3 separate regions of the Mus musculus genome follow, and all the other regions are linked to region 1. A link is a loop called in an ENCODE intact Hi-C map of the cell type or tissue named here. Cell type or tissue: heart. All regions are shown on one strand. Links, peaks and the distances in the headings refer to the core of each region. The heading gives the core; the rest is flanking DNA. Region 1 has its middle 110 kb from the start of Gm29461. Region 2 overlaps Pam (peptidylglycine alpha-amidating monooxygenase). Region 3 has its middle 70 kb from the start of Slco6d1.

Region 1 (10,881 bases), core at 1,999-6,998:
TTCTGATAGTAGGATTCTTACATTTGCCTTTCGCCATCTGGTAATCTCTGAAGCTAGTTGTTATAGTTGTCTCTGGTTAGAGCTTGTTCCTCAGGTGATTAAGTTAGCCTCTATCAGCAGACCTGGGAGACTAGATCTCTCCTTAGTTTCAGTGGTCAGAGTACTCTCTGCAGGCAAGCTCTCTTCTTGCACGGAAGGTGCCCAGATATCTGGTGTTTGAACCTGCCTCCTAGCAGAAGTTGTGTTCCACTCACCAGAGGTCTTAGGATCCCTTGGGGGATCATGTGTATGTCCTCGTGGGTGTCCAGAGACTCTGCGGGCAAGGAACCCTGGTGCTGGAGTGGACCAGAAGGAACTTGTGCCCCTGATCAGGCCAGGTTATCTGCTTCCTTAATTAATGCAATCTCAGGTCCCGTGGGATTGGATTGGAGCAGATGCTGTGTTCCACTAACCAGAGGTCTTAAGATCCCATGGGGGATCCTGTGTGGGTCCTTGCGGGTGTCCAGAGACTCTGCGGGCAAGGCACCCTGGTGCTGGAGTGGACCGGATGAAACTTGACAATGTAGCCTATTCTTAAATTTACCTGTCACTTCCTCTGGTCATCATAAATAGTATAGATAATATCCATAACAACTTTAGTATAAGGGTCAAATTGCCACACTAAATTATGATTGTTTTAATTATGAAACATAATTAAATAATAATAAAATAATAATACATATGTTTTTATTATGGAGTATCTCTTATGCTTACATAAAACATGTTTTCAAGTGAATATAGTAATAAATTTTCAAATTTACATCTAGCAATTAACAGAAAATTTAACATAAGAGGTGATAACATACTCATTAGAGTTTATGGGATTTAATTCAAATAAAGAAATGTCTTAAACTTTCTAATTTTGACTATACACACACACACACATATATATATATATATATATATATATATATATATATATATATATATCAGAACAAATAGGAGCAGTGAAGTTACATTAGGTCTTGTTGTATCATCAGTGCCACTGTCTGGTGGGCTGGCATGAGTCACACAGAGCTGTGGTCAATCTCAATCTCTACCTAAATGTTCTGTTCCACTTTCTATCACCACATCATAGCAGGAAACAGTTCATTCAGATAAACCTCGTATGCTGATGCAGCAGCTTATTATTATGTATGAAACTGGGATTCTAAATATTTCACGTACAGAGTTCTTTCTAACTTCAAAAGAAATGAAAGTGAACTTCCACAAGCTCATTTCTCATTTGAAATCCCAAGTGAAAGATGATGATTCAGATAACTTCATGTCAACATTAGATGGTCCAGAGGACCTGGAACCATGTCACAGAAAACTATACTTTCATTTTTGATAGGAAGATAATTTTTAAAAATGTTTTATTTTTTATATAGTTGCCATAATATTGTTGGGACTAGAAAAATATGACATAAGACTTGATAGTGCATTGAGAGTCATTCTCCAGAAATAAGACATAATATCTCTTATTAGGTTATGTTGCTGAAAAATATTAGTAATATTTTTGACTATCAAACACAAATGTATTATTAAAAAATCTATACTGTTAGCCTAGTCAGATGGCTCACTGGAGAAAGGCATTTGCTGGCAAACCTGTCAACCTGAGGTCAATCCCCATAGCCCACATGTTGGAAAGAAAAAATTGACTTCTACAAGTTGTCCCTTGACCTCCACACCTGTGCCATGGCCTATGTTTGCACAAAGTGGCACACTAATTTAAAATTTTTTAAATATATTCTATTCTATCCCTTAAGTCTCAATATCTACCACGCTTTGCATTCTACTTTAGTTCATATAGTTACTTTAATAACAACATAAAGTGAACCATACACTGCTCATTAAACAAATATGGAAGCTCTTGCTGTAATGGTTGGCTAGGTCAGAGGAGGAAAAACAGATACCTTCAGCCCTCACTGAACAGCAAGCAGCTCATGGACTACATTCTTGAAACCACCAAAGGCTACAGGGAAAATAATGTCAAGCAAGTTAAAATTATTTAATGAGAAAATCCATTTCCTCAGCCTAATAGGGGCTGATTAAGCATAAAAAGTAACAAAATACAGCGAGGTTCCTTCTCCTTGGATGACTACCACACTACAGTCCTGAGAGATCTTTGTCCACACACAAAATGAGGATTTATTTGGATAATATCAAGCCCATATATCTACATAACGTCAGTGTACTCTGGAAAGACAGAGAGCAGTATTGCAGTATTTTCAAAGAAGAAATACCCTTTGCATTATTAAAACCTTGCATCTCACAAGCAACTCAGGAACCAGTTTTCCAGCATTTTTTTAAATCACATTTAAGACATTGAACCCCACAAATATGTCTAATTAGCACAAAAGCAACACATATGATGACATTTTAAACATAAAGTAGCATTGAAATCCAAGACCTAGCCAGATACATAGTTAAAATTGACTAAACTGTTTCAAATGCTATGTCTTTAAATTAATTTATGTTGAACACAGTGGGTACCAGAGTCAATTCTGGTTACTATGACAACAGACACTGAAAATTTAAAGATTCAGCAGCAGGCTGGATTCCCTGCAAAGAAGGCTATTTTACATTAAAATTACATACTATAGCAATGGTGTCAATGAAACATGTTAGATAGACATGTAAGCCATCTTTTCAAAAGTCAGTTTAATTAGTGTATCAGAAACAATGTTTATCACGTTAGCTTACATTTCTCCTCACTAGATTTAAGGAGTGAGATGAAATGTAAATTTCAGAAAGTAAGCAACTAGTTACTTAAATACAGTCATAAAGAAGAAAGATATCTAAGTAATATTGTAACCAAAACACAATAGAGTAGCTGCCTATAATATTTGTTTGCAGATATACTATTGGCCAGGCCATTCTCCTAAGCCTTACAACAGCAGCAGCAGCAGCAAAAGGAACAGAAGAGGGACTTTTCAATCACATGAACACACTGACTCTTCTAGTTTGGTAAGATGCACAAGGATTTCTCTAAAGAGTACTTTAATTGGCTGTAAAATTGCTGGATTTGAAAACGGTTATGTTTGTATCATTCCAACACAGTTTTTATGAGGTCAAGGCCCATCGGTTCTAACAAATAAACACACTAACTCATGCAGCTCCCCGAAACAGTCACCTTGTTGCATATAAACCAAATGGAGGGAAACGAGATGTGAGAGGCTATCAGTCAATGCTTGCAAAAGAAAAGAGGAAGGTGGGGGCTGCAGGAAACAGCACCTCCCACCGCTCCTTCCAATAGAATAGGAATATAGGAGGGAAAGTCTGCTATAATCTAGCTAGCTGAACCTCGTGTAGCAAAGCTTTCTGCTTAGGCTTTGCAAACATTTTCTCATCCACATTTAGGCAGGACTGTCCATTTCTCCATTGTTTAGTCTACTGATGTGCAACAATCACTCTGGAGCTGGCTCGCCCTGAGTTTCTGATTAAAATTGCTTCCCTCTGTGCTGTCCCTGGTGCCAATAGTTAATTCCATTTGAAATAGAAGATGTCCTTTGCTCTGTTCAGTTTATAATTCTCAAATTAGATTCTTTAGTGAAGCTTTGGCTTTTAGATACTGTTTGTAAAAAGGAACAAGCAGTGAGAAACGCTACATAGAGAGGGAAGATGTTTTTGCCTTAAGTGTGACCCTGTGCTAAGCTTCATGAGCAAGCTCTCAAAGCAAATAGCACTTATTCGTCTGCCAACTCTGTCCTCTCATAGTTCATGGGAACTGTTAAAAGTTCTGTTTTATTGCCCATACCAACATTTCAACTTCACAAAGATAAACTAAAAGGAAAGAACTCATAATTTAGATACAAAACACACAGAGCACTTGGAATCCAGGCTACAGATTACAGACGATAAAGGAAAGTCTGCATTCCACATACAGTTAAAGATTTAAAAAAATAAAAACACTAAATATTTTTAATTGTTAAGTCCAGTATTGATCCTCAACTCTAAAATCAGGGGATATAGATCAGGTTTAAAATGCATTCATCGTCAGAATGTATACAAGCCACAATGAATCAGAGCAGGGAAAAACATGAGATTAAAACCATGTACAGTCAAAATCTGAAAGTTCAATTCCAGTGGCATAAGTTTTCCTTTGTTTCCTCTCAAGCAGTGAGAAAATAAAGAACTACTAAAATGGAGAACTAGGCAAGTACAAATGGGGCACTGATTTCGTGTTTTGTTTTAAACCATGTGTTTACAGAATCTAGCAGGAACAGCTTGTCCCATTTAACTATCTCAGACTTCAAGAGCCCTCTTCAGGTATTTATAGTATTTGCAACAGGCTGCAACTAGTATAGTTCATAATGCCTTTCTACATGTTTCTGTTTAACTTATCAGCAACATTTAGAGATGTGATACATGAAGCAAGAAATTATTTATACCTAATTTGTACCTCTCAAAATCATCCACTATCCATGTAGAGTAAATATGGCAAAGCTGCTATCATTACTAATTAGGTGCTACAGTTGGAAAGACTGGAAAGGAACTTTGTCTTCTTAACCCTTGAGAGAAGAAAAACTTATGTTTGGAACATAAATCAGATGCAAGGCAAAGGTCAGTGTCGGAGGGATGATAGGACCATCTGACCTTGATTGTGCAAAAACTGATAGTGGTGGCAAATGCACACATAAACATAACATATTGGCTTGAGTATGCCAGAAAAAGACATTGGGAGAAAAAAAAAGGGTGAATTTCTTTAAAGCTTGGATTTGCCAATTATACCCAGTCAGACAGATGGAAAGGAAGTGCATTCCAGAAGATAAAGCCAGAATGAAGGCACAAAGTGGGCATATCCATTCCAGAGACATTAAAAAGTCATGTTGGTTAACTAAAGCCCTGTCTGGAAATTTTTCAAAGATGCAGAACAGTAAAATGGCAAGATGTGTCATGCTTTCTGGTAAAAATGATGTGTCCAATGTCAATAGGTAGTCTGAGGTAGGAAGCCATACTGTAGAGACAGCAGCTTCTCCAAGTGGAATAAAACTATCTAGCCCTAGGTTATAGCCTAAGTCCATGAAAGGGACAGGTTAGAATCACTGCAGAGATAGAACCAAGTGGCAGTGCACAGCACCCTAGCAAGTAGGCTGAGGAAGAAGGCTCTCAAGTTTCAGGCTTAGGCTAGCCCAGGCTATCTAGACAGTTTCCCACCCCTCTTCTCTCTGAAATGGAGGCAAGACAGAGGAATTAGGAAAACATATGTTATGAAAGCTTGAAAACCAGAATCTAGTCCTTAGACCATTTAACAACACCAGTCAAGGTGCTGGTAGTAGCATTGGTTTAGGATTGCAGCACTAGGGAGATAGATAAATATACTCAAGGGATTGATGGTCAGTCAGTCTAGTGTAATTGTAAGGTTCAGCCCATGAGAAATCCCTGTTAAACGATATAGATAATATTCCTTCAAATGACACCCAACATCGTCATCTGGCTTCATAGACACACACACACAAACACACACACACACACATCCACTGGCAGCCTTACAAATGCAGATACTCAAATCCACATGCACATACTCACATCCAAAGAGAAAACAAGCAACTATAGCAGGGATAGAATTAAGTATATTTGGGAAACGCAAACTCAAAGTCCCCATCTTTAAGGATTAAGAGAGTTGATGTGTTAAGGAATAGGGGTAAATCAGAATGACAAATGTTAAACCATATGCAAATTGTAATGTCTTCGTGCTGCCTTTACCTAACATGATCTCTCTATGAACTGCCCATTGCCACTGCCCCCCTAGATAGGCAAAAAGTCAGCTAAATATACCACTGCTCATAGCTTTAAAAAATACGGAAAATTCAAATAGTTCTTGTAAGTGATACTTATTTCAAAAATGGACTATGTTTTTTCTTAATCTCACCTTCCTTCTTCTTCTTTTAAGATGTATTTATTTATGTATTTTATGTAAATGAGTGTTTTCCTGGATGTATGTCTGTGAACAAGAAAAAAGAGTTGGATCCCACTATAGAAGGCTATGAGCCTCAGTGCTATCCATGGACCTCTGAAAACACAACAACCACTCTTAGACTCTAAGCCATCTCTTCAGCCCCACCTCCCCTCTCCTAGATGTGCATTATGGAGAATGAGTTCATGATCAGAGGAATTGGAGACCTTGTTTACATAGCTTATGCCACTGAGGAACTGTAGGCACCTTATTCTCACTTTTCATCCTCTTCTCCTTAGAGGATCCCAGCTTACCTGAGACTTCCAGTGTAGACATTGGGTGAACTTGTAATTTGTGGTCCAATTCTTGTGGCTCACGTAATATTTCTGGTCATGAGTGCTGGCTTCCTAAGCATCTATATCAGGGACTCTTTCAGAGGTCTTTTTTTCCTGACTCCTACTCAGTCTTGTCCCTGGCCATCTAATTGGCAGCACTTGCTAGAACACCACCTTCCCGCACTGTACTGTAAAGCCCCTAAACAACAAAAGAACAGACTGGAAAAACTTAACCTTCAGAGCCTGATTACATGAGCATGACTGAAAGCACAACATTTATTTAACTGTGACTCTAACCTGAGTGAGCACAGGGCACTCTTTTCAATAGTGTGGGAAATAAGAGTCTCTCTATCTTTGTAGCATCCTTGTGAATACAACTGTGCTTCTTTAGCCCAGGTCCAAGTAAGGGATCATCATCTGGGCAGACCATTAAATGTGTCCTCTCCTTTTCATCTCCAAAATACTCCAGAGAAATGTGGGTTTTTATTTATTTTACTTAATTGTGTGATGTTAAGGAAGAGTTCTTTCCATCACAGCATCCTTTAGGCTGAATCTAATCTCCATGGTGATGCAGTCTACAATCTCCAATTTAGCTGTGACTATGACAGCTTATTAATAGCAGAGAATAAGAAATTCTGTTGTTCATATGGCAACAGAGAAAACAAAAGAATTTAGAAAAATCTTCCTGGCAGACAATGGCCTGGCTTATAAAGATAATAATTTATATGACATATTCTGTGCCAAAATCTGAGCACTACCCTTATATCATAATCTTCCAGAGAAGGTGGAATCTCAGGTGGCCTTGTTTGAAGGTCCCCAATATGAAAAACAATAGACAAGGCATATAAATATTTTCAAATGTAACTTGTAGATTTATGTAATTAGTATTTCACAGCACTACTAAAATGAATAAGTAAAGAAACTTTCAAAATCTCATATTAGATATGACATACACTGCTTGAAAGTAGAATCTTGTCAAAGACACATTATACAAAAATTGAATAAGTACACTCATGCTGTGCCAGAGACTCAATCAGAGAACATTAAACAGAGGGTTCACTACTCAGTTCCACATAGTAAATGATGTAGGAAACTTCAGTTGACAGTGAGTTAATTATCTGACATTTGTAATTGAAGTCATTAAAGAAGAAAAAGAATGGGAACATTCCATCCATGTTTATCCCCTTTTTTCCTCTTCTGATTACTTCCTCTATCTTTGTTATCTTTACATTTAAGCTGAATGCCTATAAAGCCACTTCTTAATTTATCATTTATCTGTGCTTCTTTCCAACATGAAGCTAGGACTCAAAACCCCACTGCAGATTTAATTTCAAGTCCTTATGTCTTGGCAAAATACCACAAGTACCTAAGACCACAAAATTATGCATGCCCTAGGAGAAAGTTTCACTGTCTTTTAGCTAAAAACTAACTATTGCTCTAGCTGTGTTATTTCTAGTCTTTGTGACCATGAGAAAGATACCAAAAATCTCTGTGCCTCAAGTTCCCTATCTCTAACATCAGAATGATGGTGTGTGTTCTCACTTCATTGGATGATTGGAAGAATGACTCTCAGGTTGGGGATCTGTTGTAAAAGTTTTCTGCAAATTTCAAAGTCCTATAGTCATTGTTCAGAATGACTGTTTTTGCTTCCTTATTAGTAGTCTGCACTGATTCTACCCGTAATCCTCAGGACTTCTTCATGCCCAAGATCACTCACTGAAACACTTTTCTTCTAATAAATGAGAGTTTAGCATACCCAATGCAAGCAACAAGTTGATGGGAACATAGTAGTTTAGTAGGTCAATAACTCAAGTCCTAACAAACTTTGTCACTTCCTTTCCTTCCTGCCTTATTTATCCACCCCATTTCTTCTCTTTCCTGGGTTGTGCTTGAATGATCTTTTCTTGCTCTTGAAGTCTTGTCTCACAGTGCTCCAAGGAGAAACAAAATAAAAGACAGTATCTCTTGAACAGCTCTCTCCTTTGTCTGCCCCAAGAGAAATCTCTAAAAACTGTAAGACTAAAAATAAAGTCTGAAATGTTCCCATTTCTCCTTTTAAATCTTTTGATTAGAATCACAATGACAAATTTTCCATTAATAAAACCCAGTGTATGCCTTTTTTCCCTGGCTGACTCATTCTGCTTTCTCGGAGTATACTCCAGAACACTCAAGTCTGACTCAGCCCAAGCTTCCAGATTCACACTGTCAGTTAGAAGACTATTGTGCTGAGACCTGTGTTCTATAGAAAAATAACTCTGACTATCTTTAAGTCTCTTGTTGTCTTGGAATGACCAAGTATTAAAAGGACCAAGTTTCCAACATTCTTTCTAATCTCAGCTTCATATGCTTTCAAAGACCTATAAAGAAAGACTTAGTGTTACCAAGCCCTGTCTCTATAGTGTGTTTTACTCTTTGTTAGCTTACAAACTAGCAGTTTCCTTTATGACTACACCCTTTTTTGTTAGGAAAACATGTGTGTTTTGTTTTGCATCTGTGTTAACTGGAAATCTCCACTTTATAGTTTATGCAGACCTGGTTTTAAGTCTTGGCTTTGCCTATCTCTATGAGACCAAGCATATTTTTTCCTTCCTTAGACCTCTATTTCCCCTTTCATTAACTAAAAGTAAAAAAAAAAAAAAAAAAAAAAAAAAAAAAAAAAAAAAAAACCTGGATCTTTCCGTGGTAATTATTGGAATAATGATTGTATGGTTTTTGCGTGGTTAGCATGCAGACTACTTTCTCTTTAGAACTGAAAATGCTTCCTTCATTGGCTGAGCATCTGATTGTTGCCAAACTTCGTGGTGAATAAAATGAAACCTCTCTTCAATTTCTTAAGAATCCACCATTTAATGGAGAGACATATGTGTGTTTATTTGTTTTCCTGTTCTGTTTTCAGGAAGTATGCCAACATGTAACTCTAGCTAGCCTGGAATTTACTGTGTAGAACTTTACAGAAATCTGCTGTTTCTATCCCAACACACCCTACACATGTACATATACGTTAAAATTAACTATCTGAAACACATGCAACACATGACCTATCAATATGCTATTGTGTATTAATATAAAATCAGATGATAATTATAATCAAAACCAAAATATCCTGAGCACAACACTATTCCCTATCACCTTTATAGACTCGATGGAATTATTCAACTACTTGAAACCGTTTATCTCATAGTAAATAGATAAAATTCCATAACCTTGTCATTCTTGTGGATTAATGCTGAGGTGGGGGTTGAAACTGGAGAAGATAGAAATAAGAGTGCCACTCATCTTTGAGTCTTGGTAAATGTGAGACAAAACTGTTACCATTTAAGGCTTTGTAATAAGAAAGAGAAATGAATTGCTGGTCTACTAACTCTTCATGTCACTCCACTCAAATTACCTCTGGTGTCATAAGTGACATCGATTGGATAAGCAGTTAAGAGCCTGAGAAGTTTAACAGTCCTGTGCCAAAAATACCTAGAGATGTATTTTCTTATCACTATAGCAAAAACTCATCCTGCTTCCTGTCTGACAAGTTTGTGGCATGTTTACTTCTTGTTCTAAAAGGCGTGCGTGCGTGTGTGTGTGTGTGTGTGTGTGTGAGAGAGAGAGAGAGAGAGAGAGAGAGAGAGAGAGAGAGATGCTCTCGATGCAGCTTGTCCTCAAACTGCTAATTTCCACAGCAGACCCTTACATGCCATTCCTTAAATAGCGCTGAGATTACATACCTTCCAAGGTCTACTGTGTGTCCTTCTTGGATAAGCAGGGTGTTATGTTCTGGGATAAGTATGGAGAGGATGAGGCCCCACAAGTAGCTCAAGAGGAGGGTTTAATTAAGACAGGAAGAGATACAGCTGGCACTCATAATACAACCATAAATGTTTATTGTGTTAACACCTGGCACTCAGACCTAATTTTAAAACTGTTGGTTCCTGGCACTTTGGAAGAAACTTGCCAACCTTATTAAATAGGTGATGAAAGGATGTTGCTGGATACCTCTAAAGTCAACTGAGCTTTCTTACCAGCCTTGGCTTCTCATACTGGTAAAATCCAATGTTTAACTCCTTAAAATGACCATTTACTTATAATGCATACATTTCTGTAATTATTCTTCTCTCAGAATAACTCAGGTGACCTTACCCTTAGTCCTTCAAATCTCAGACATCTCTCTTCTTTTTTTTTATTGGATATTTTATTTATTTACATTTCAAATGTTATTCCCTTTTCCACTTTCCCCTCAAGAAACCTCCTATCCCATCCTCCCTCTCCCTGCTTCTATGAGGGTGCTTTCCTACCCACCTACCCACTTCTGCCTCCCCATGCTGGCATTACTCTATACTGGGGCATATTTTCTTCTTAAAAAAACACCTCTGCCTACTGAGCACTGGCGTGCATGGCCATGCCTGACTTCTTTACTTCTTTTATGAAGAAAATAGAGCCAATTGCTTAAAAGTAGGAAAGAAATCACTTGCTTCTGCAATTTGTTGATCTCCATAATTCTAAAAGGAGATATTTATGGATGATTTTAGAATAAGGAAGGTGTCAGTGCTTACAGAGACCTTTAAAAGTCTTATTTTTTCCAATATAACTGACTCCCATTTTAAATTCAATCAATAATTCATCAAGGTACCTAGTTATGGA
Region 2 (10,881 bases), core at 2,496-7,495, 300 kb after region 1:
GGCACTGAATATGTATTTGGAGCAGCAATAATTGCGAGCATTTAGTACACACTTAGCCCTGTCCTTAGGAGATTAATTCACTTATTCCTGGAATAGCTCTTATGAAGTAGGTGGTGTGATCATTTCTGTCAGTGAAGAAATTAACGCATAGGAAGGCCGTGTACTCACTCCAGCAGATAGAGCTAGACACCCACCGGACAGTTTTCCTTCAGCTACTCAGTTGCCACAGTCTTCCCCATCTCTCATGGAGTATACTAATCCATGAACAAATGGTCAAAGTGCTTCTCTGAGTCTTTAACCAATTGCAGATTTCAGGGTTTCCTTTTATCTTTGTTAAATAAAAGCAGTGAAAGTGACCCCAGGTAGTTTTATGGTCCTCTGCTGCAGCCCCAACTTACTCCCTAATGATCGTCTTCCAGAATTAAAACCCATAAACTGGAAACCGTCCTTGCCTGGTGAAATTATGGATGTATAAACAGTATATGTGCTTTATATTGCAGATAAAATAGGGTGCCCGGGCTGGCTGTCTCTAGGAAACAGTCTTTATTACTGCATCTCAAACACATCATGTCCTCTTTCCCACCTGGGCTCCTTGGCTTCTGCTGTCTGCTATACCAGGCACGCTCAGGCTGTGCCTTCTGTTGAAGTTGCCATCTAACATTTCTTCTTGTTCATACCATCTTGAAGACACTTCCCTTTCTCAGATGTCTGAGGTGCTTTTATGGTCTTTTCTGAGACTAGTGCTTCCATCAGTTGTGTGAAGTTCTTACCTCCGAAGTAACTTACCTTCTCCTTTTAGTGTTAGTCATATGAACAAACCCAAACACAGATCATAGTGTTTTGTGCATTATACAAAATTAAGTAGTTTTGAATGAATAAAAGCATTGTCATGGTAACATATAATGTGAATTTTAAACATCTTGAGAGAAAAAAACTGGAATCCTCTATATCCTACATTAATAAGGATAATAAAATAAAAATGAAGTGGTAGTGGTTAAACATATTTATTATAGTATTATAATGTGTATCGCATCTTTGAAAGATTTAAGAACCATAGTTCGCTTTCAGTTCTATAGTAAAAGGTATTGTATTTATGGTTACAAATACCACCTGGGCTTCTGCCCACAGCTTCTCTTCTCTTCTCTTTAAGTGGATGCTTTAGGGACATCAAAGGTAATAAAAGCAATCAAAGAGTTCAGTGGAATTTTATTTCCAAGGTTAGTACTAAAGGGTGTGCTCCAGTTACAGAATTTTAACAATAAGTTTGTTTTCGAGTATTTTGTTTAAGGCCAAGCCTCCTTGCAGCTCAAGCAAGGACTGTCCTTGAACCCTGTTCTGAATGGAACAGAATTCCTTTCCTAATATATACACTTTTCAAAAGAGAATTTCAGGGAATGTTCTCCATTGTCACTGGACAGGACTGTACTTGTTTGGGCACTAAGACACTGGTGTAGCCTTCAACATTAATGTCCCCATCCCCAGGAGGCCTTTTCCTTTACCCAGAATAAGGACATCTCAAGGTTTTTGTTGCTGATTTCAAACAGGGAGCCAAAGGCAAAAGTTCAAACAAACATTAACAGTCTTCTAAAAACACCATTGCTTATGCAGATCACCTGTGGTCCTTGGGTGCTGGCGAGCCTCAAGCATCCCTGAAGTAGTTGAACATTAAATTTTTGTTTATATATTTGGTGTGTGGTATTTAACTTAGATAGTGCTGGCCATGATGAATATCATTCAGTTTACAATTCATGTTTATTTATGTTCTTGGTTTTTACACACACACACACACACACACACGGCATAAGCTTCACTATACCATGAGTTATAGAGGGAAATTTGGAAGCTAACATATTATTGAGGAAAATGTTTAAATTATTGAACTATCATTCATTTTTTGTACTAGCAATTGACCTTAGAGCCCCTTCCTTGCTAAGCATAAACTGTACCATAAAGTAACTGTCCCCAGCTCCTGACTTTTGTTATTTACTGTTATTCATCAAATCAACTGATTTGATATTCTTTGGGCCATATTTATAAATATGGATTAAGCATTTAGAACTCTATTTTATAGAAGTTATTTTCACAATGTACCTGAAATATTTTAAATTAATGCCAACTATCATTTTCAGATTTAATTCCTAATCTGAAAAATGTTCAGCTCAACAGACAAGTCTATGTTTGATTATTTAGAGTTTAGCCTATTGAAGTCCTAGGATTTAGCTTAGTTGAGCTGTATGTGGAATGTCACATATTCTGTGTGGCTTCTGCAGACAACAGAGGGAAGTTTCCCCTAAGCCTGAAGGAGTTCACATTGAGTATATTGACAAAGATTAGCCCAGGGAAAAATCATACAAACTTAAACACTTGGGGAAGAGGGGAAAGCACAGTATAGTGGACAAAGATAGGATTGTGACTCTCCCACTAGCCAGAAATATTCATAAACACGCCACTTTTTTTCTGTAAGGGAGGTGGTGTTTGCAAAATATAGACTGCACATTTTTATTGGCTTTAATTAAGGCTCCAGAAAATCACCTCCCAGAAAAATCACCCCTTTGGTATTTGTGTGTGCCTGGGCTATGTTCTGGTCATGGGAACCTGTCCAGTAGGGGTGCATTTCTGTTTTCCATACTGAGATAGTAGGGTTTCAGGCTGAGCGTGGAAGACAGCTGTGTTCCCTTCTGCAGCTGAATATTCGTATTGGAGAAACACAATGCTTGTGTAGAGAGGAGGAAGAAACATAAGAGGACCCTGATTTAGCACCTTCTTTTAAAGGTTGTTAATTTCCTTTTCATAAAACTATTCAACTTAACAAATCTGCCATAGTTTTGAGGTATCCTTCCCTGAGCCCTCATCTCTCTTATTCATATTAATATGAAGTTCTTGACCATAGTCTTTCTAGATATACTTCATTTGGAGGATGGCTGAGACCCTTCCCACTCCTCTCCCACCTTTTTCTAATTCTCTTACTAGTTTCTAAACTTTATGTAGGATAGGATATCTTTGGGGATACATACCACAACAGGAAGAAATTATTGATTTGTATATTAGATGCCAGATTTTTAATGGGCCTTTGCAAGGCGCGTTTGTTAACTGTAGGGTTTTAATTTGTTTTAAAGTAATGCTGAGAACTTGGGCAATTGCTTATGTAGAGATGTCTGTGCAGGCAGAAGGTATCTCTCTCTACCCCTTCTCCTCTGTAGCCCCGCTGTGCTTGTACATGGGATGCCTTTGTTCTCATATTTTCTGCCCGATTATCGTGGTCTCTAAGTGCTTTGTCTTCGCCTCTCTGGTTTATTCCTTGTGCCTTAGTCAATGATTTGAGTGAATAACTTTGTTTACATTGAACGGAGATCTGGAGCATGGCTTTCTTTTTGATGAGATGAGAGAGTGATAAAGAAACCCGGAGAAGTGGACTAGATAGAAAAGGAAGGCAGGGTGAAGAACCAGGTAAAAATCGGAACAGTAAAATAAAAAAAAAAAAAAACAAAAAAACAAAAAAACAAAAAAACAAAAAACAAAAACAAACCCTGAGTGGGTGGAGGGGAGGAAGAGCAAGCTAAGGCAGGACAGGGGCTTTGCTCAGGGTCTGTGAAGTCACTGGGGCTTGTCGCTGGGGTGGAGAGAGATCAACAGACCAGCATTTTCCCCAGGCTTGGGCGCAAGCTTGTGAAACTCCTCGTGTATTAAGGAACCTCAGCTGGGATTTGCTGAGGACAAATGCTGTAATGTGTTAGTCATCCATTATCGGCTTCTATTTTTGCAGGTTCCGAATGATGACTGACGCGGGTCTGCGCGATAGCCCTCACAGCCCCTGGCGTTGTGAGCGATAAGGACCCTGCTCATCCAGCCCTGTGGCTGCACCGGCTCCCGGACGCTCTGGAGGGCGGGCGGCTCCCGCGGGCGGGCGGAGCGGACTCCAGCGCCGCTTCCCACGCGTCCGGAGCGGACGGAGCGGACCTGGCTGGCCGCGCATCGCCCTCGCCTGGGGCCATGAAGTAGCTGCGGCCGCCAGCCTTGCCCTCCCGCTGGCCCGGCCACTGCCCGCTGCCCCGGTCCTGCGCGGACATGGCCGGACGCGCCCGCAGCCGCCTGCTGCTGCTGCTGGGGCTGCTCGCCTTGCAGAGCAGCTGCCTGGCCTTCAGAAGCCCACTTTCTGTCTTTAAGAGGTGCGTGTTTGGCTTGTTTGTTTTCTTTAGACTGGAGGAAGGACGTTGGGGTGGGTTCTGTGCATGCTCCTTAGAAATGTAGTCACTTGAAGTAACCTGGTTCTTGGAAGAAAAAAAAAAACTCTACAAGGCTGATTTTTTTCTACCCAAAACGTCTTCCAATTTTAGCTCAGTAACTTCTCCTGAAGTGCCCCTTGCATTTAAAGCCCACTCAATCGTCCTATAGCCAAGCTGCTACCCTGGCTTTCGGAACTCCAATTAGAAGTTGTGATTTCCAGAACTAATCGCTCCCTCTTGGAGAAATATTTCAGAAACTGCAATATAGTTGTTTAGACTTGAATGCCTTCCTATATGTAACAGCTGGAGGAATAAAATATCAAGATAGATCGGTGGTGGGGAGAAGATCATTGGCTGTAATAGCTCACTAGGAAATATCGAGCTGTATACACGCACCTCGTAATTACCATATGAAATATTTATGTACTTGTACGTTTGTAATTCACATCGCAGTCTTTATTTCGCCCTCATATAATTAACTGTACCTAGCAAGGCTGTGCTTAGGGTTTTCTGTTGTTTATTTCCGATTAGTAATGTTGGACGCTCATAGTTGACAAAATGCCACGGGGTTACAGTTCACAGTCTTGCCACTAGAAAACTAGCACGGATGTGAGGATGATAACGTCTTCATTAAGTAGAAATAAATATGGAAGTATAAGCTTTTATTGGGTCGAACTTTATACCCTGCTTAGTTCTTTTGGCTTTATTTTGCTTACAAATTGGTTATAAGTTGTTCATAGACAATAACATGATTCTGGGAGTTAGGATTGTTACAGAGCCATTACATCTTATAGTTTTTATTAGATCTATATTATTAATCCTTAAACTTAAGGACATAGGCTTTATTTCTGTCCTCCCTATTATGTTCAAGGATGTTCAAATTATCTCCTTAAGGTTTAAAGAAACTACCAGATCATTTTCCAATGAATGCCTTGGTACCACCAGACCCATCACTCCTATTGATTCTTCGGATTTTACACTGGATATTCGCATGCCTGGGGTCACACCTAAAGAGGTGCGTGGAATTCTGTCCTTTTATTTTTCACCTGTTCTGCGCAATGTCTAGAATTAAAGGTAAAGCAAGGCATTTGCGTGTATAGCTGTGGTAACTTCTTTGCTTTCAGACTTTCCAGGTGAGGCTGGAGTCCTGTCAAATGGGTAAGACTTCAAGGGAAAATATTCAGTTAAATTAGGCTTATGAAAAGATTACCCACTTTGTTATTTGTGACTCAAACAGAAACTTTAAAAAAATCTATGTTTTGAGACTCTCTATGGAGAAATGTCCTCTGTAATACAGCGCCTAAATGTGCGTTACGATAAGGCAAAGTGTTCTAATGAAGGGAATAACGCTGAGCAGCTGCATCCACCAGATTACTGTGTCTTTAAAAGATGCTTCCAAAGCCGCCACCGTTAAGGTAGAAAATCTTGCTTAATACCAAGAACTTGAAAAATAAAACATTCCACGGTCTGGAAAGTTAAGGGAACTATTCGCACAGGTGGCAGAACGAATTTTCTAGAGCTCTCTTTTGAAGAGATAACAGCAGTGCTCACACAGACGTGTCGCAGAGCATGTGAAGTCGAACAAGGTTGCTAGGCACCCCATGTCTTAGCACACACAAGAAGCTAACAGTGCCACTGCCGTGTGTGTACAAGGTGTTTCATTAAGCATGAAAGGCCAGAATTAATTACGCTCTGCAGCCTGGCAGTGCGGGGATTTATGTATGTCATTAAAAGATAGCCCTGTGCTTTTTGAAGGGCTGTGGACGGTGGGAGGCCTGGATGTGGGAGAGCTGACAGATGACTCAGTCTTACAGATAATGCACGATTTGATTTCCTCTTTTTCCCCTGTACCACTGGGAAAATAAAAGTATTCTATTTGTTGAGGAAAAACGACTTTTGAAATGGACAACCAGAAGCTCTAGGAAATACATAGGCCTCTTACGTCAGGGTAATACCTGACAGTATTTGAAGACCTGAGTATGATTATCTGTAACTACTGTAGAGCTGTGAAGGACATGGCCCACACTGTCTCTGCATGACCACATCACCAGACAGATACCTCTTCTGTACATTTTATTTCTGTCCTGGCCCTGAGTTTTGTAATCACCTTGTTTAGTATTTAACAACGACACTAAAACCGGAGCACGAAGGCCATAGTCCCCAACCCAAGAAATTAGCTGTTTGTTTGTTCTCAGTTTTAAAATGTGGTTTTAAACTGTATTTATTTAAACTTAGCTGCTGCTTCTTTTTATACAAAATAATCACTAATTGGTCATCTGTCTTCCTTCCTCTCTTTCCTCCTTTCTCTTTCTTTTTCTCTTTCTCTCTCTTTCTTTCTTTCTCTCTTTCTTTTTCTTTCTCTCTCTCTCTTTCTCTTTCTTTCTTTCTTTCTCTCTCTTTCTTTCTTTCTTTTTTTCTTTCTTTCTTTGATTGTTTCCCTCTATATACTGTGAGCTACCCCAAACCTCCTGGTACTCTTCCTGTCTCGATCTCCTCGTTGCATGAGAGACAGGAATGAGTAAGAATGCCCAGCTTCTGTCTAAAACAGTCTAAAAGACAACTTGTCTTATATCACGTTTCCCACAAGAACATCATCGTTTTAATCAAATAGTCAATTAGAGCTATTTGAAAATATTCCTTTATTCTTATTATTGAGTAACAATAGTAGACAATTCTGTCTCAACCACTACTCTCAGAAAGAGTAACCAGAAGAGTTAATTTAAAAAAAAAAGTGTGGGAGAGCTTCGTTTTCATAAATTAAATCTTTATTCAATTTTAGAATCTTACGTGGAAAGAAAGCATGCAGGGCTTAAACTGCTGGCTGTTTGTCTTGCACTGCAGGCCCAGGACTTTGGCTCGTGTGGTGGCCATTTGTTGGTTGCCTTGCAGCTGAATCATTCTCCTCTTTGCTCTTTCTCTATAAGACCATGTGGTTCCCAGGAGTCAACTCAAGAGGGGGCATAAACCAACCAGGACTAGCAGATGGCTGGATCTGGCTTCCCTACCATGGTGATTGGTTGCAAAAAAGATATGTGTATTAGAGTAGTCCAATCAACTATTAGGACTTTTGCTAAGAATGTATCTTTCTCTTGTATAAGTGGCAAGCATGGAGCCCTGGTGTAACTAGCCTTATGGGAATGGTGTACCTAGAATAGTATAACAGAACACATTGTAGAGAGGCTGACCCAGTGGATGTTCCCGGTGATCTCAGTCTTGTTGGCACCATTGCTTATGTTAGCCTAGTTCATTCACGCTGGGTTGAGGTTGGTCTTGCTTGCAACTGCGACTTGCGATTGGATGGGGGGATTCAGGTGCTCTGAAACAGTTTTGACCTGGTTAGAATGTTTCAGTACATTCCCTCAGCACCCTTGACCTGCTTCCCCGCTGACCTACAGATGATGCACCTTGTAAGCATTCATGAAACATGACAGGCTGCCCATGACGGCCAGATAGAAAACCTCTCTCCTCCTCACCGTGGCACTCTTGATAAGGTGGTCGAAGAGGTGTGAGACTGTAGGTATGTTTGTGTGTGTGTGTGTGTGTGTGTGTGTGTGTGTGTGTGGAAGAAAGCAACCACTTTTGCCTCACAATGTGGCTAAACCTAGAGCTCACACAGACAAGGGTCAGCAGAAAGGAGATGGAAGAGGAAGATAGAATGAAGAATGTTAGGATGAAGAAAGTAAAGGGAGAGGGAGAGTGGGGGCTGAGTGAGACAGGTACAAGCCTTAAAAGGGAAATGAAATGATGGAGAATAGGAATAAATGGGGGAAATATAGAATACCTGGAATATGAAGAAGAGCACACTTTTTTTTTAATTAGGTATTTTCCTCATTTACATTTTCAATGCTATCTCAAAGGTAAGAGCACACTTTTTACATCAAGGAAGGGCAAGAAGAAAGGGAAATGTGAAGCTGGTAAGTACGTTGAGATTTCCTATTGGCTGTGGCTCAACAAGTGAAACAGAATTCATGCAAAGTCACAATGGAGAAGCAAGACGGTGGTGTCAATAGCCCAGAGAGGTCCAAGAAATACATCATTCAGTCTAGACGTTAGGAAGTACTGCTTCTGTTTTGGAAATAATGTGTGGGGCAGAGATAAGACTGACAGAACTCTCTTGCTTGAGAAATAAGACTGTAGGCTAGGATAGGAAGGTAAGCAGATTATAATAGAGGAGGAGGAGACATTAGGCATAATTCACATAGTAGGACATCCAACTGATTGCACAGATGGAGTATAATCCTAGATTATTATTTTGCTAAAACACACCCTGTTGCGTCAGGCCTCTGCATTGAGGTTCTTCCCAATATGAATGCCTGTTAAAAATTACTCCATTAAACCTGAACCAGTTTGTTTAGGAAAAGTAACAGGGACTCTATTACAATATCATTTTTAATTTTTATTTTATTTATAATAGTATGTGTATGAGAGAGGGAAAAGATGAGAGGGAGGAGGAAAATAAGAAAAGAGAGGAGAGGAGAGAAGGAGGAGAGGAAGAGACAGAAGGTGAGGTGAGGAAAGGAGAGGAGAGGAGAGGAGAGGAGAGGAGAGGAGAGGAGAGGAGAGGAGAGGAGAGGAGAGGAGAGGGAGAGCAGAGGAGGGGTGAATGTGTGTGGAAGTCAAAGGTCAACTTTCAGGAATTGATGTTTCTTTCCACTGTAGAATCTGGCAGTAAAACTCATCGTCAAGGTTGTAAGGCAAGCACCTTTCACCCGCTGTGCCACCTCACCAACCTCCAGTATACGGTTTCATTTGTTTGTCTCAGCCTTTAATGTACCTCATATAATCAAAACAAAACTCTTCAAGTAGATTCCCAGGAATTACATGTCCAGTAATTGCTTTGTGTCTGCCTGGTACTGTATTCAGTCCTCAATAACGAATAGCAAAACCAAGAAACAAAAAAACAAACAGGCAAACAAACAAAACTAGAGGACAAACTAAGGAGAGTGGAGAGCCTGAAAAATATCTTCCCTGGGATAGAGCAGCAATGGTCAGTCCTGAAAACAAAGGAACATTACACGGGGTAAGCGGATTGAATTTATATACTTAGGAACACACACACACACACACTCATACACTAAAATTAATGTACATTTTTAAGAGAAGGCTATAGAATTGTAATTTTCCTTTTTTAAAAATTGAATCTTTTGCCACAGTGATTGATCGGCAAACATCTGTGCAGTAGAAGACGAACTTGTGACTGTCAATTTTCTCAGTCAGATTCGGGTTCTTTACGATGTTCTGTTCCTCTTAAGCATTTTTTCAGAGAGAGAACATATTTTTGAGTGTTTGAGTGTTTACTGTAGACTACTATTATTGTATACTTTATAACCGTTGTCTCATTAAATAACATAAAAATCCTACTCAAGGTCCTATTTTTTGCATAAGAAGTTGAATCCAAGAGAGATTAAAATAACCTGACCACAGCCAAATGTCCAGTAAATAGAACCCAACTTCAGATTCATATTAACTTGAATCTGAAACGAATGTTTATTTTATAATTCTGTTCTACAAATCTGTTAACGGTTGATGTAAGGAGAAATTTAGCTATTATCAATGGTACAACTTACAAAAAGACAAAGTAGCCATGTACCTCATACACCGAGGTCTAACGGCCAATCATATACAATGACTAATTCACAGTAACAGAGAATGTTGCTGTTTATTTTATGTAAGTATGCATATTTAATTATACATACTTATAAAAATATGTATAATTATTTTTGTTAAACAAAATACAGATTGCTGAGTCCATCCAAAATCACCAAATATGCTCTTCTTAAACACTTCCATGCAAGAAGAAAGGCTGTTGGTCTGAATTCCTTCAGTCACTTCTCATCCCCTAATTGTTAAAAGACACATTAAGAAGCAAGTTTACCCTATTTTATCCCAAATTTTCCACCAATCCTATCTAAATATAAAGCATAGTTCAGCAAACTATTTCTTAACATGTCAGATAGTAAATGCTGTCCCTTATGTGGTATACAGCCTCTTGACCATTGTACTTAGGAAGCAGCTATAGAGAACATGGAAAGGAAGGCTTGGCTGTATTCCGATATGGAGTTCTATCTGTGAAAACAGCCAGTCAGCTCATGGACTGCAATTTCTCTGTCTCTGATCAAAACAACTGCATCTGTCATTTAGGCTAATAAATTGATTTAACCTCTGGTGTCTCATGAACCTTGTCTGACTTACAGAACAGGAAGAATACAAATATCAGTGCAGGGTTCGCAGTGCCTTAATCTGTTTTTCTTCGTATTCAGTATTTTTATATTTAAATGATCCTGTGTGCCTGAGTTCTTTTATGTGGAACATTGCATTTCCTGCTTCAACCATCTCAGTAAGTAGTGATCCCTGCTATATAATTTTTCCAGGTAAAACACACTAGCATCTTTATCACCATGACATTCTCGCTCGTGGCTCATAAGCAGTATGCCAGTACATTCTGTTGGTGTCGTCAGCAAACACAGCAGCATCCAGACCTCCTCACCACGGCCATCTCTCCCATCCCTATGGAGAATCATGTGTTCTTTCTGCACTATTATGATAACATTTCTAACTGGCCTCTTTTGTACCTATACATCCCTAGAGTATGCTCCACACAACAGCCATGAGGATCTTATTAAAGCAGAAGTCAGGCCATGTCACCCTTCTCAACACT
Region 3 (10,881 bases), core at 3,096-8,095, 71 kb before region 1:
TCCAGGTTTTGCAGTTTTGTTGAGTATAGGCTTGTGTAGTAGGATCTGATGATTTTTTTTATTTCCTCAGATTCTGTTGTTATGTCTCTCTTTTGATTTCTGATTTTGTTAATTAGGATACTGTCCATGTACCCTCTAGTTAATCTGGCTAAGGGTTTATCTATCTTGTTGATTTTCTCAAAGAACAAGCTCCTGGTTTGGTTGATTCTTTGTATAGCTCTTTTTGTTTCTTTTTGTTTTCTTTTTGGTTGATTTTGGCCCCGAGCTTGATTATTTCCTTTCATCTACTCCTCTTGGGTGAATTTGCTTCCTTTTGTTCTAGAGCTTTTAGGTGTACTGTCAAGCAACTTGTGTACGCTCTCTCCAGATCCTTTTTGGAGGCACTCAGAGCTATGAGTTTTCCTCTTAGGACTGCTTTCATTGTGTCCTATAAGTTTGGGTATGTTGTGGTAGAGCCAATTTCTATGTGAAAACAAGGTCAAAAGCATATACTGAAGGAAAGTCATTTTCAAGAAATGCTGTACGGGAAACTGGATATTTATGTGTAGAAGAATGAAATACAACCCATGCACCGCATCCTACACAAAAACTAACTCCAAGTGTATCAAAGTGCACAATTTGAAATGTGAAATGTTAAAACTGCTAAGGATAATATAGACAGTACCCTACAAGATACAGTGTATGAAAGGGCTTTCTGGGAAAAAAAACAAAAAAACAAAAAAACAAAAAAACAAAACCTCCATTTGCACAGTAATAAGGGCCATCCACTGACAAGACTTTATAGAACTAAAGATGCTCTGTGCATCTAACAAGATAATTGAGTGAAGAATATATTCCCCAATGGTGGAGAATTGTTGTTAGCTAAACATCTGACAGATGATTAATATATAATATCATATAAAAAATCTAAAAAAACTAATGAGTCAATAAAACCAACAACCCAACTAAATTACTATGGATAAACAGGGAGTAAAATAAAATAAAAATGACTAAGAAAAACCTCAAAAGCAGTTCATTAGCTTTAGCGATTAAGGAAATGTGAATAAAAACCAGTTTGAGATTTAACTCACCCCAGTCAGAATCGCAAGATAAAGAAAAAAAAATGACAATAAATGTTGGATGGGATGTGAGGAGAGGGGAACCTCATTCAGTTGATAAGAATGCAAACTGATACAGCCACTCTAGAAGTCAGTGTGAAAAAAGAACATGTAGTCCAAATACATTATGGAATACTGTCTTGCTGTAAATGAAAACGAAACCATGAAATTTGCAGGGGTGAAACTAGAAGACATTGTTGGGAGGTAATCTAGACAGACAAATGGGTTCTCTCTCATCTGTGGGTCCCAGCTCTAAATCTTTAGATGTTCATCTATAACCTATAGTAACCATAGAAACCAAAAAAATAAAATTAACCTTAGAGCCTGGATACTAGAAAGAATAGCAGAATACAGTTGATATGAGCTATAAAATGGGGGAAGTGAAAGGGGACTTTCATCAGTTGGTGGAGCAATATAGAGAGGTGGTGTAGGGAAGAAGGACAAATATTACTAAGGATATTCAAAAGCCTGCATTATTTTGTATTTACCTAAACTTGAATATAATATGTGTATAAGTGTATATGTATACAAATTTCTATGCATATATCTTAAATGAAGTTATGCAACTTGGCTGACAGTGTTCCTCACAAGAGATACAGACTACATAACAAAAAAAGTTTTAAAATATTTGAAAGATTATTACTGAGACATTTTAAACCCTCTTTTCAAATACTAACTCATAGACATTTAATGCACATTTTACATATTTTCATTACACATCAATGCAGATTCATTACATTTCAATTTCAAAGACAGCTGTCTAGAATCACATATACATACATACTACCTACATAAATATTGTGTGTGAGGGGGTTTGTGCATGTGTGCGTGCATGTGTACACAATCATGTGTGTGTGTGTGTGTGTGTGTGTGTGTGTGTGTGTGTGTGTGTGTGTACTGAGTAGGACTAGACAAGCCAAATCTTGGTTCAGTATTACTTCCAAAATAAATTATACCCCTACTATATTGCTTTGTTTTAAGATATTGGATTATATTGCTTATAGCTCAACTTGGCAATAAAAAAAGCATATACAAGTTTAACTCAACAAAATAAGATTGCACACCATTTGGTGCTGATCTTAAAACTATAGGTAGAGAGATGATAGATAGATAGATAGATAGATAGATAGATAGATAGATAGATAGATGATAGATAGATAGATAGATAGATAGATAGATAGATAGATAGATAGATACTGTTGTGATCCACATTGGAAAAAATGAAATATTCAAAGGTCCATAATTAAAAATTCTGCTTGAAAATATTCAATTGTTTAAATAAATAAACAATTTCTTTAATAAAAACTATTTCAGATACAACTAACATCTGGCAATCATTTTATTTGTTGTGTTATTATTTTATTTTCTCTTGCAAATAACTACATAGTAATTTTAGATTGTCCATCCTTGTGAAAACTATTCAACCCAGAGTTGTTGTGGGAAAATAACAGCTGACAAATTTACATCCAATGCCAATAAACCTTTCATTAAAAGGTAATCATTTAATACTTCCAGTCTAAACTACTCTCCTTGTTCCCACATCAAAAGTTCCATCTAGTTAGATATTTATTGGCCAAAACTTGGCCATTTGAATGCCCAGGTTTAAAGCCTTAGTGTTTTTGATCTCATATGAAAATATTAAAATCTCTTTCTTGCAGCAATTCAATCTCTATAAATAATTTGAAGCTTAGCTTACATTGTTTGCCCATCCCTCAATGAAAGTTTACTGTAAAATGAAACCATTCATTAGTTTTCCATGTTCACGTAGAAACCTAGAGGTGAATACTTAGCCTCATCAAGTGACAGAAACATAGTTTACAAAATATACAACAAAAGTTATAAGAGAGAATAAAAATATTAATTTAGAGCAGAGTCAAAATTCTAATCTCTTTGATGATGTTGTCTGCTTTTAATCTCAGATTTTTAAAAAATGGCCAATGATAAGTCCTCAGAGGCCTGATGTTTGGCATATATCATATATATACATATATATATGATATATATTATTATGTGAGACCTATGCCAAATACGTATCTATATATTTATATATTATATACAAAATATATTATATTAAAATATTAATAATTATGGTACATATTAATAAATATACATGAGTATACAGATGTCATATTATGTATATATATTTATTATGTATTATAATATGTAGCACATATATATCATATTGACAATATATTAGTTGAATTGAAAGTCATTCATCAACAGTGGTTAATTTAGGTCATTGCTACTGTTGACCTAATGACTCCAGGGCAGAGAAAAAAAACAATCTAGGACTTTATCATCTGAAAACCTTGGGCATAGGACTGGCTTGGAGGACAAATACAGCTCAATGACATTAATGAGAGCCAACTGATAAAAAATGTACAAGTAGAAAAACAGCCTCTGAATCATATTTGAGGGTAGTCACTGAAGAGTGATGGGCTTTCCACCAAGCAGGTGAGGCAACAAGGTACTGGATTTGTATATAGATTGTGGCCAAGCAGGAAAGCAGATGATCTTTGGAGTCTCTGAGAGACATACCATTTAGGTTTCTAAAGTGTGTTTGTGGGAGGAATGAAGGATGAGCAATCGATTACAGAGTTAAGTGCAAAGATCTGAGAGGTGATAAAGGCCAGACTAAACATTAGCCACTGTTATTTGGACTGCTTTCATCCCCACACATTTAAGGTGAAGATTGTCCTAGAACATGAGGCTGAAGACTGGTAAAAATGTAGGAAGAAAAGAAAACAAAACATGCAGGAAGAAGAAGCTAAAAGCCAGAGACAGTTTTGAGAAATGAGGTTGTTTTGTTTTGTTTTGTTTTGTTTTGTTTTGTTTTTGAACAGTCTATGGAGCTGTTTTGTTTACTTTTGTAATGATTTAAACACTGTAGGCAGTTAGGTTTCTGTGTCCTTTTAGTTCATCATAGAAGCAATATTTCAGTGCTTCCCATAACCTATATTCAGCTTGAGTCCTAGCACATAATGCAAATGGAAACTATTTTCCAAGTAGAGACTGGAAGAATAAAGCTTTAACGCCATAGAATAGGGATTGCTTTTGAAAACATATCAGAATGCAGACAGAATTGTTATGAGAAACACCTGGAACACAGGGGCTTGAGTGACAGCCTTGTGTTTCTGTGACATGACAATCTGGAGTAGTGTGGGCTGCCAGCTTGGTCTCCACATCTCTGCATGGCCCATGTGTCAGAGCTGCCAAGCCATCATTAGTTTACATCTCTAAATTGAAGGGCATTGGACAGTTGTCACCCGGTCCCAGATAGTAGAAACAAGAGTGAAAAAAGAAACAAAAAAAAACCCCAGCAAATACTTTTCTGACAAACAAACAAGCAAACAAACAAAAAACAAAAAAATTATCACATATCTTGTTCAGTTACATTGCATTTATTAGAACTTCATCTTTTGGCTGTCCCTAATGAGTGACTAGGGAGAGGTAAGAGTAGGTTGAAGCCCTTGGTAACTAAAGGAGGTTGTATATTAGAACTTGATAATCAATATCATCTGTCTGTCATTGATGCTTTTAACAATAATTTCTTTTTTGTTGCCTTGAAATATTTATTTATTTATTTATTTATTTATTTGCATTTCAGATGTTAGCCACTTTCCTGGTTTTCCCTCCACAACCCCCCTATCTCATCCCCCCCCTCCACCTGCTTCTATGAGGGTGCTCCCCACCCACCCACTCACCTCCAACTCACCACCCTAGCATTCTCCTACACTGGGCATCGAGCCTCCATGGGAGCAACCAATAATTAGAGGGGGTCAACTATTACTCACTAAAGGCTGCATAATGTGTTGGTCTGTGGGATGTCACATAGTATTCATAGTCTTGTGTGATGAGTACTATGTCTCTCTCTCTTTCTCTCTCTCTCTCTCTCTCTCTCTCTCTCTCTGTGTGTGTGTGCGTGTGTGTGTGAGTGTGTGTGTGAGTGAGTGAGTACATGTGAGAGAGAATTTGTGTGAATGTGGGTGTGGGGGATATGTGGGTGTGAGTGTGTGAGGATGTTGCTGTCTTTTGATATGCAAATGTGCATTCGTGCAGAGAAATTACTGAGAATGTGAGTAAAGATGATCCAGGAATAGACCTGTAAAGAAATTCTTAATTATGAAACTATTAAAATATTTTAGCTAGGAGGTATTGCAGCTGATTAGCTCTTTAGGAATTCCATTTTGGTTAAAACCTCTTCTTACGAGGGCTATAAGGAAAAAAAGAATTCTTCATTTTGATGTAATTCAAAATTTATTAAACATTGTCTTTTAGCCAGATGTATATTGTTTCCCTTGAGAATGATAAAAATCACTAAAATAAAAAAATAACAGGGACTAGGTCTGTTGCCTGGAAACACTTCACATTTGATAACCTCTCTTAAAATGTACCTTAGTCTTTATAAAATAGAAAAGCTAGATAGGAGGGGAAGGATATACAGAGAAGTAATACAGGTTTCTGCTGATACTGGTTTCTAGTTTCAGCCCTGTTAAATTCAAAGTCTCCTGCATAGAAAATGCAAGGAAAAGAAGCACAAAGTCTAGGTTTCTGCCCTTCAAACACAAATGAATTCCATAGGTCAGGAAAGTTTACACTGAATCAACCAAAGCATAGCTAATAAGGAAGTAGATTTGTTTTTCATCCACAGGACGAGTCCTCGATTCCACAGGTGGGTCTGATTTCTTTTTTGTGACTATAGTATAAATAATAGCCTCAAATACCAGGAAATTGCTTTGCATAACTGCCTAAGACAAAACTGGATCCCTGGTTTTGCATATTTTCTCAACCATTCTCAATGCAAACATAATTTGGATTGAAAATTTTGTTACTAAATAATTGAATCTAGAGAGACCCATTCCAAAATGTTCATTGGTGTCTTAAATATGTACTTTTTTTTCTTTTGCTTAGTGATTATATCAGCCAGTTTATTTGAAATCATGACGCCATTGAAGATACTAACAATGGAAGAAGGAAATAAAATTCTAGAAATACCTTCTAGGTATTAATGCGATGATTTTGTACCACCAGATGGCGGTATTTAGTTTTGAAACCATATTCGCCATACCACAGCCAAGTATTTAAAGCAGTTCAATATGAATGAATAACCTTGTCTTAGACAAAAGAACCATCACCAGAAGAGTCTAATGTCTTTTCTTTGTTCTAGTATCATCCATCTGTGCAAGCTGTCCCTTCCTTTGAAATACACGAAAAATTAACTATGTACAAAACCCACACTGGAGCTACAAGACAGAATGGGACTACAAGTGCCTGTATTTGGCAACAGATGGTTTGAAACTGAATACAATAATCAATAATGATGATGCCTTGACTACATGAGCAGCTGTCCTCCCCACAGCTCAAGAGCCTCTCATCATCCCTCTCCTGCCCCAACAGACAGTTATATCACCTAGAGAATGTTCCTTTGTCTCTTTCCTTTCTTTTCCTTTACTTTTGATTTTGCTTCTCATCTCCAGATAATAATCAACCTTCCTGACACAAGAGAGCAACACTTTTGCTTGTTCTCACACCTATACAAATACTCTGCAAACTGTTTTAAGCCTCTCATACCATAAGCACATAAACTTGATGATGGAATAGGTAGACTGAAGATCATTGAAATACCTGTTCAAGAAATTTTGTCTCAAGAATACTTATCTGTGTATGGCCTTAGAACAGGATGAGCTCTTTATATAAGCTTTGACTTAGAAGGAAAGGTGTTTGATTATTAAAGAATACTTGAATTTTTCTCTCAACTGATTACTAATTTCTTACTCAAGCCTTAAATCTTCTGATTAGTTATTTGTTTCTTTAGGAAATAATAGACTTTGTAAGTACAGTTTACAAATGTTAATCTAAAGAAATGTTTAATTTTCAAGTCTGTCTATTTCTGACATTTCATTAATTTGGGAGGAGGGGAGAGTGTCTTATTGCACATGTCATAGTGTATGTATGGAAGTCAGATGGCAACTTGTAGGAATTGGTTTGTCCTACATATCCTCCACATAAGCTCTCCAGGTGGAGGTCAGCTCTAATGGCAATCACATTTACCCACTGGGACATTATTTATTAATTAACTGCCATGGAATAGAAATGTATCTGCTTAGTAAATGACAATTTCTTCTTTGTTTATTAGATATTTTCTTTATTTACATTTCAAATGTTATCCCATTTTCTAGTCTCCCCTCCAAAAATCCCCCTATCCTCCTCTCTTCCCCCTGCTCCCTGCACCCACTCCTGCTTCCTGGCCCAAACATTTCCCTATACAGGGGCATAGAACATTCATAGGACCAAGGGCCTCTCCTCCCATCGATGACCAACTAGGCCATCCTCAGCTACATATGCAGCTAGAGCCATGAGTATCTCTGTGTGTTTTCTTTGATTGGTGGTTTAGTCCCAGGGAGCTCTGGGGTTACTGGTTAGGTATTATTGTTGTTCCTCATACACGGCTGCAAACCCTTTCACCTCATTGGGTACTTTCTCTAGCTCCTTTATTGGGGACTTTGTGCTTCCTTTAATGGGTGAGTATGAGCATCCATTTCTGTATTAGTCAGACACTGGCAGAGCCTCTCGGGAGACATCTATATAAGTCTCCTGCCAGCAAGCTCTTGTTGGCATCTGCAATAGTGTCAGGGTTTGGTGGTTGTTTATGGTATGGATTCCTAGGTGAGGCAGTATTTGGATGGTCATGCATTCAGTCTCTGCTCCCAAATTTTTCTCTGTAACTCTTTCAATGGGTATTTTGTTCCACCTTCTAAAAAGGATCAAAGTTTCCACACTTTGGTCTTCCTTCTTCTTGAGTTTCATATATTTTGCAAATTGTATCTTGGGTATTCTGACCTTCTGAGCTAATATCCACTTATCAGTTAGTGCATAATATGTGTGTTCTTTTTAATTGGGTTACCTCACTTAGAATAATATCCTCCAGATACATCCATTTGTCTAAGAATCTCATAAATTCATTGTTTTTAATAGCTGAGTCGTACTCCATTATGTAAATGCACCACATTTTTTGTATCCATTCCTCTGCTGAGGGATATCTGGGTTCTTTTCAGCTTCTTGCTAAATAAGGCTGCTATGAACATAGTGGAGCATGTGTCCTTATTACAATTTGGAGCATCTTCTGTGTTTATGAACAGGAGAGGTATTGCTGGATATTCTAGTAGAACTATGTCCAATTTTCTGTGGAACTGCCAAACTGATTTCCAGAGTGGTTGTACCAACTTGCAACCCCAACAGCAATGTAGAAGTGTTCTTCCTTTTCCACATCATTGTTAGCATCTGATGTCACATTAGTTTTTGATCTTAGCTATTCTAACTGATGTGAGCTGTAATCTCAGGGTTGTTTTAATTTGCATTTCCCTGATGATTAAGGATGTTGAGAATTTTTTTAGGTGCTTCTTGGCCATTCAGTAATCCTCAGTGGAGAATTCTTTGTTTAGCTCTGTACCCCATTTTCAATAGGGTTATTCAGTATTCTGGAGTCAAATTTCTTGAGTTCTTTATATATATATTGGATATAAGGCCCCTAGGTTTAGGAGTTCTCTAGTGGAATTTTTGGGTTCACTTACATATACTATCCTATAATCTGCAAATAGTGATATTTTGACTTCTTCCTTTCCAAATTGTATCCCTTTGATCTTCTTTTGTTGTCTAATTGCTCTGACTAGGACTTCAAGTACTATATTGAATAGGTAGGGAGAAAGTGGGCAGCCTTGTCTAGTCCCTGATTTTAGTGGGATTGCTTCCACAGTCTCTCCATTTAGTTTGATGTTGGCTACTTATTTGCTGTATATTGCTTTTATTATGTTTAGGTATGGACCTTGAATTCCTGATCTTTCCATGACTTTTATCATTAAGGGGTGATTTTGTCAAATGCTTTCTCAGCATCTAACAAGATGATCATGTGATTTTTGTCTTTGAGTTTGTTTATATTGTGGATTACATTGATGGATTTCCATATATTAAACCATCCCTGCATCCCTGGGATGAAGCCTACTTGGTCATGATGGATGATCATTTTGATATGTTTTTGGATTTGGTTTGCAAGGATTTTATTCAGTATTTTTACATCAATATTCATAAAAGAAATTGATCTGAAGTTCTCTTTCTTTGTTGGATCTTTGTGTGGTTTATGAATCAGAGTAAATGTGGCTTCATAGAATAAACTGGGTAGAGTGCATTCTGTTTCTATTTTGTGGAATAGTTTGAGGAGTAGTAGAATTAGGTCTTCTTTGAGGGTCTGATGGAACTCTGCACTAAACCCATCTAGTCCTGGACTTTTTTTGGTTGGGTGACTATTAATGACTGCTTCTATTTCTTTAGGGGAAATGGGACTGTTTAGATCATTAATCTGATCCTGATTTAACTTTGGTACCTGGTATCTGTTGAGGAAATTGTCCATTTTATGCAGGTTTTACAGTTTTGTTGAGTATAGCCTTTTGTACTAGGATCTGATGATGTTTGGATTTCCTCAGGTTCTGTTGTTATGTCTCCTTTTTCATTTCTGATTTTGTTAATTAGGATACTGTCCCTGTGCCCTCTAGTTAGTTTGGCTGAGGGTTTATCTATCTTGTTGATTTTCTCAATGAACCAGCTCCTGGTTTGGTTGATTCTTTGAATAGTTCTTTTTTGTTTCCACTTGGTTGATTTCAGCCCTGAGTTTGATTATTTCCTTCCATCTACTCCTTTTGGGTGAACTTGCTTCCTTTCATTCTAGAACTTTTATGTGTGCTGTCAGACGACTAGTGTATGCTCTCTCTAGTTTATTTTGGAGGCACTCAGGGCTATGAGTTTTCCTCTTAGGACTGCCTTCATTGTGTCCTATGGGAAGTTTGGGTATGTTTTGGCTTCATTGTCATTAAGCTCTAAAAAGTCTTTAATTTCTTTCTTTATTCCTTCCTTGACCAAGGTATCATTGAGTAGAGTGTTGTTCAGTTTCCGCATGAATGTTGGTTTTCTATTATTTATGCTGTTATTGAAGATCAGCCTTAGTCCATAGTGATCTGATAGGATGCATGGGACAATTTCAATATTTTTGTATCTGTTGAGGTCAGTTTTGGAGAAGGTACCATGAGGTGTTGAGAAGAAGGTATATCCTTCTGTTTTTTGATAAAATGTTCTGTAGATATCTGTGGCTATTCCAGCTTGTTTCTTCAGACCATTTGCTTTGAAAATTGTTTTCAAGCCTTTCACTCTGAGGTAGTGTCTGTCTTTTTCCCTGAGGTGGGTTTCCTGTAAGCAGCAAAATGTTGGGTTCTGTTTGTGTAGCCAGTCTATGTCTTTTTATTGGGGAATTGAGTCCATTGATATTAAGAAATATTAAAGAAAAGTAATTGTTGCTCCTGTTATTTTTGTGTTACAATTGGGATTCTGTTCCTGCGGCTGTCTTCTTTTAGGTTTGCTGAAGGATTGATTACTTTCTTGCTTTTTCTAGGGGTAGCTTCCGTCCTTGTGTTGGTGTTTTCCCTTTATTATCTTTTGAAGGGCTGGATTCTTGGAAAGATATTGTGTGAATTTGGTTTTGTCATGGAATACTTGGTTTCTCCATCTATGGTAATTGAGAGTTTGGCTGGGTATAGTAACCTGGGCTGGCATTTGTGTTCTCTTAGAGTCTATACAAAATCTGTCCAGGATCTTCTGGCTTTTAAAGTCTCTGGTGAGAAGTCTGGTGTTATTCTAATAGGTCTGCCTTTATATGTTACTTGACCTTTTCCCTTACTGCTTTTAATATTCTATCTTTATTTAGTGTATTTGTTGTTCTGATTATTATGTGTCGGGAGGA

What was found. Peaks named below come from ENCODE experiments on the same cell type or tissue, not always from the same donor. Only the 100,000 strongest peaks of a DNase experiment are listed, where the experiment ranks them.
Region 2: a loop joins it to region 1, with 2.2 times the contacts of the local background. A loop is called at or near these places in 2 of 42 quality-filtered maps.
Region 3: it touches region 1 in a loop (2.3-fold over the local background); 2 of 42 quality-filtered maps call a loop at or near these places.

Annotation. Positions count from the first base shown.
Region 1 is chr1:98,273,262-98,284,142 of GRCm38, reverse strand. No RefSeq gene overlaps it. Among named protein-coding and RNA genes, the nearest start is that of Gm29461, 110 kb to the right of the region's middle. In heart, for the core only: a CTCF peak has its summit at 4,259; no DNase peak of the experiment used is centred there; H3K27ac peaks cover 1,420 bases.
Region 2 is chr1:97,970,142-97,981,022 of GRCm38, reverse strand. It overlaps Pam (peptidylglycine alpha-amidating monooxygenase), which reads left to right. Exons shown (of 26, transcript NM_001357127.1): 2 at 3,764-4,166; 3 at 5,118-5,238. The coding sequence starts at 4,066. Among named protein-coding and RNA genes, the nearest start is that of Gm31771, 64 kb to the right of the region's middle. In heart, for the core only: CTCF peaks have their summits at 2,590, 3,751, 3,961 and 4,806; a DNase peak (open chromatin) is centred at 3,832; H3K4me3 peaks cover 3,561 bases; H3K27ac peaks cover 3,693 bases.
Region 3 is chr1:98,345,725-98,356,605 of GRCm38, reverse strand. No RefSeq gene overlaps it. Among named protein-coding and RNA genes, the nearest start is that of Slco6d1, 70 kb to the left of the region's middle. In heart, for the core only: a CTCF peak has its summit at 6,118 (motif pointing right); no DNase peak of the experiment used is centred there.